Linked DNA regions of Homo sapiens: region 1 is linked to region 2. A link is a loop called in an ENCODE intact Hi-C map of the cell type or tissue named here. Cell type or tissue: mesothelial cell of epicardium. All regions are shown on one strand.

Region 1 (2,500 bases), 520 kb before region 2:
AGATTTTAAAACTATTAGAGAAAAACATACTTGATTGCTAAAATTTGTCAAACATAAATAGTAGACACAATTTAGTAATAATCATATTAATAATCATAATCATTAATACTCATAATAATCATACAGAGGACGCCCTAAAATGTACACTGATTAAATTTTATTTTTTTCCCATGCATAGCTAGCCTGTTTGTACAACTTTACTCTTGCTGCTGCATGTAACCAGATGATCTTTTAATCAGATTACTGCCTTTCTGATTTATTTAGAATTTTTTTTCTTTTTTTTTTTTAAGAGACAGGATCTTATTCTGTCGCTCAGGCTGAAGTGCAGTAATGTGATCCTAGCTTACTGTATTCTCGAGCTCCTGCTTAAGCAATCCTCCTCCCTAGCCTCTCGAGTGGCTGTGACTACAGGCATGCGCTACCATTCCTGCTAATTTTTTTTTTATGTTTTCTAAAAATGGGGGTCTCTCTTTGTTGCTGAGGCTGGTCTTGAACTCCTGGCCTCAAGTGATCCTCCTACCTTGGCCTCCTAAAGTGCTGGGATTAGAGGTGTGAGCCGCTGTGCCCAGTGACATTTATTAAATAATTATTGAATGTTTACTATGTTTGAAGCAGTGTTTTCAGTTGTGTGGCAAATACAAAGAAGCCCTTGGTGGGTGCAGTGGCTCACACCTATAATCCCAGTACTTTTGAGAGGCCGAGACTGGTGGATTGCCAGAACTCAGGAGTTTGAGACCGGCCTGGGCATCATGGCGAAACCTCATCTCTACCAAAAGTACAAAAACAGTTACCTGGGCATGGTGGCACTCACCTATGGTCCCATCTGCTCGGGAGGCTGAGGCAGGAGGGTCTCTTGAGCCTGGGAGGTGCAGGTTACAGTGAGCTGAGATGGCACCACTGCACTCCAGCCTGGACGGCAGAGTGAGATTCCGTCTCAAAGAGAAAAAAGTCATCTTTGCCTTCAGAGAAGCTTCTTTCCCCATGTACATATCAGGCAGAAACTTGTCGTGATTTATTAGTTATAAAAGATTCACATGAATATTTAACATTATAAAAGAAGCTATGTCATAAGGCAAATAATTGAGTAATTGCTAATGGTCCTGATAGTACATGTTTCTAGAATTTGGAAAAAAAAGTGGAAATATTTTAGGGAAAGCTATATTTTTGAGGGAATATAGGATTTTCTCAGTAGAAGTGGGGAATGTGTTTTAGGTAAAGAAAAATTGGAGATTTGAAAAAGGATAGCTCAATAAATAAATTAGTTTGAATTGAACAGCGTCCTCTCATGGGGCCATAATAGCAGATATGGTTGGAAAGTCATATGAGGTGATGATGGCATCGTATGGGTTCTTAAATCTTGAGCTAAAGCACTTTGATTTTTATTCCCCCCGCCCGCCCGACAAACCGAGACAGCCTCACTTTGTTGACCAGGCTGGAGTGTGGTGGTGTGATCTTGGCTCACTGCAGCCTCCACCTGCAGGGTTCAAGTGATTTTCATGCCTCAGCCTCCTGAGTAGCTGGGACTACAGGTGCAAGCCACCACACCTAGGTGCCTTTTTTTTTTTTTTTTTTTTTTTTTGTATTTTTAGTAGAGATGGGGTTTTGCCATGCTGGCCAGGCTGGTCTCAAACTCCTGCCGTCAAGTGATCCACCTGCCTTGGCCTACCAAAGTGCTGGGATTACAGGTATGAGCAACTGTGCCCAAACTGATTTTTATTCCATAGGTCTTTTTTTTTTCTCTCCTTTTTTGAGATAAGGTCTTGCCTTGTTGCCCAGTCTGGCTTGAATTTCTGGGCTTAAGCAGTCTTCCCGCATTTTTCCCAAGTAGCTGGGATTATAGGTGCTACCGCACCTGGCCAGGTTATTGTTTTTGACCATGACGTGTATGTTTAATGGATTTGTACCCACAAGTTCGTGTACTAGAACTAGAGTTGGAGTAGGGATAGGTGAGCTGAAATACCCTCATTCTCAGCTACCTATCACTTTCCTTTAGCCTCATGAAGTATGGAATCCTTCGGGCTCTGTAGAAAATGGATGAAACAGTGATTGTTCTGTAACAGTTAACTGTTAACCATAGCACATTTTTGAGCAACGGTAAAGAATATTACTCTGATCATTTGAAAACGGTATCCAAGGCCGGGTGCGGTGGCTCATGCCTGTAATCCCAGCACTTTGGGAGGCCAAGGGGGGCGGATCACTAAGTCAGGAGATCGAGACCATCCTGGCCAACACAGTAAAACCCCGTCTCTACTAAAAAAAAAAAAAAATACAAAAAATTAGCTGGGCGTGGTGGCGGGCGCTTGTAGTCCCAGCTACTCCGGAGGCTGAGGCAGGAGAATGGTGTGAACCCGGGAGGCAGAGCTTGCAGTGAGCCGAGTTCGCGCCACTGCACTCCAGCCTGGGTGACACAGCGAGACTGTGTCTTAATAAAAAAAAAAAAAAAAAAAAAAAATGGTATCCAAGATTTATTGGTTGGTCTGTTACATCACTTGACGTTCAG
Region 2 (2,500 bases):
TAAACTATTGGAAATCTCATTTGGATTCTCAAATCTAAGAAGTCAGGTAGACATCTGGAGTCAATGTGCAGAGGCAAACAGTGTCAGAGACAAATGTGGCTTGATCTTCCAGTGCTGAGATGGGATGAGGGGAGGCACAAGGGAAGAATTTCTCAAGTGAGGAACACCCCCAAGAATGCCTCGTGATTTGAAAATGAGAACAGCTGAAAAGTTGTAAGTTATTTCATTATCTACTGACTTATATATATTTTAAGTATACCCAAAAGGAGACAATAGGAGTGTGGGCTACACAGGGTATCCAGTTCTGAATTGTATAGCTAACAATTGTGCATTTCAATGTATATACATTTTACTTTAAAATGATAATAATTGAGTAAGGGTGGGAAGCATGTGGAGGTACACCTGGGTCAAGGATGGCAGACTGTTGAGGCTAGATGATGGGTACATGGAGATTCATTATCCTCTTTTTTTTTTTTTTTTTTTTGAGACAGAGTCTTGCTTTGCTACCCAGGCTGGAATGTAGTGGCACGATCTCGGCTCACTGCAACCTCCACCGCCCGAGTTCAAGTGATTCTCCTGCCTCAGCCTCGCGAGTAGCTGGGATTACAGGCATGAGCCACCATGGCCGACAAATTATTGTATTTTTAGTAGAGACAGGGTTTCACCATGTTGGCCAGGCTGGTCTTGAACTCCTGACCTCAGATGATCCACCCACCTCAGTGTCCCAAAGTGCTGGGATTACAGGCATGAGCCACCGCACCCGGCCACTATTCTCTTTACTTGAGATTGGAAATTTTCCAAAGTGCAAACTTGAAGAAAAGTCTCAAAATAGCTTTAATGCTCTTCCTTGTTATTAATCCAACCATGGACTGATAGTACCTTTTTTCCCATAATCTCAGACCAACATGGAAGCAATAAATGAGCTACACTGTTTCCACATTCTTGGCTCCTCTCAGCAGCCAAGTCCTGAAGTTGCAAGAACCATGATCTCCACACTGGGCAATCAGAAGGGATCCAAGAGATAGATACAGCGGCTTTGTATCTTAAGTATTTATTAAATCTAGCATTTGTCCATTGACCCCATAAATCTCTCTAATGTCAGGGACCTTCTCAAGAGTCTGCAAAGGTAAGAGACTGGTGCTTGTTTTATCAGTTGTGTGTTGATCGTTATGGAGACAATAAGATTGAACCTACCTAGAGGTTGCCTACATTTGTGAATTAATACAAAAGGTAGGGTGGTAACAGTTGGCAATTCAGTATATGTGACTTATTTGAAAAGGAAGCCACAAACCAATTTTTGAGACCCAACACAGCATGAAATGTGCAAAAGTGGTTGCCTAAGTCTCATAAATTAAAGAGTTGCTGGTGAGGAAGTGGCTTGCTTGACCACCTCTTTGCTAACTGGTCTAGACTGAGGGTGTGCTGCCAGAAGCTGATCTTGATATCTAATGATATGGGGCAGAACTGGAGCAATGATGTGAAATAGTGTCATAAAAAGTATTCTAGTCTTTGATCTTCATGTAACTATACAGTATTGGGCAATACACCCAGCCAAGGTATACTTTCACTTCCTCATTTGTAAAGTGATCCAGTTGAATTTCAAAGATTCCTTCTATTTCTAAAATTCTATCATTTATTTGCCATAGTTAAAATTTCACTTGCTCATTACTTTGGAGAATAAGCAATAAGTCAAAACTATCCTCTGCTCATGTGCTACCTAAGTCTTGACAAGGATTAGTCTCACAAACAGAGAGTAGTGGCCACTTCCATGCAGTGATTCAGGTCATAATGAGATGGAATCCCATTTGCAAACTCCTCACTAGCTATAGCATTTCCAGAAATTACATTACAAGAGCTTTATTTCTTTGCATTTTGGAGGTTCCTCTTTAAGACTCCTGTGTTAAAGTGGAAATGTCCCTGGAAGACTACTCAGTCCTTAGTATTGACTGAAAACTTTGTGGGAACAGTCTGTTAAATAGGTCTTATGGGCCAGAGGAGAGGAAGGGGCTGAAGAAGAGTGTGGAGGCATCAATGTGACTCCAGTGCACCTCTTGGGGCCCCATTACCCTGTGTGATGGACCAGTCATTACAGGGAAGGGAAGATGATGGGATTAAGTTTGGGGAATAGATTGGGGAGACTTGAGTCAGGTGGTGTCCACATGCATCTTAGCACATAACTCTGAAGTCCCTGACATCTCTGTTATGAATGTTTGTGTCCCCACCCCCCTAATTCATATATTAAAGACCTAACCTCCAATGTGAAGGTACTTGAGCATGGGAAGGTAATTAGTGCTAGTTGAGAGACTCAAGTTGAGACACTTGAGTGTGCGGGACACTCAAGACAGGATTGGTGCCCTTTTAAGAGAAGACATGAGAGAGTAAGCTGTCTGAGTGCAAGCACTAAGAAAAGGCCATGTAAGCACACAGCAAGTGGGCAGCCATCTGCAAGCCAGGAAAAGGGCTCTCTATAGAAAATGAACTTTCCCAGACTTTGGTCTTG

Evidence for each region. Hi-C counts contacts between places; a loop is a spot of excess contacts. Peaks named below come from ENCODE experiments on the same cell type or tissue, not always from the same donor. Only the 100,000 strongest peaks of a DNase experiment are listed, where the experiment ranks them.
Region 1: it touches region 2 in a loop (22-fold over the local background); 80 of 110 quality-filtered maps call a loop at or near these places.

What each region holds. Positions count from the first base shown.
Region 1 is chr5:112,986,067-112,988,566 of GRCh38, forward strand. All of the region lies in intron 2 of DCP2 (decapping mRNA 2), which reads left to right. Among named protein-coding and RNA genes, the nearest start is that of DCP2, 11 kb to the left of the region's middle. In mesothelial cell of epicardium, no CTCF peak of the experiment used is centred here; no DNase peak of the experiment used is centred here.
Region 2 is chr5:113,506,320-113,508,819 of GRCh38, forward strand. No RefSeq gene overlaps it. Among named protein-coding and RNA genes, the nearest start is that of YTHDC2, 6.1 kb to the right of the region's middle. In mesothelial cell of epicardium, no CTCF peak of the experiment used is centred here; no DNase peak of the experiment used is centred here.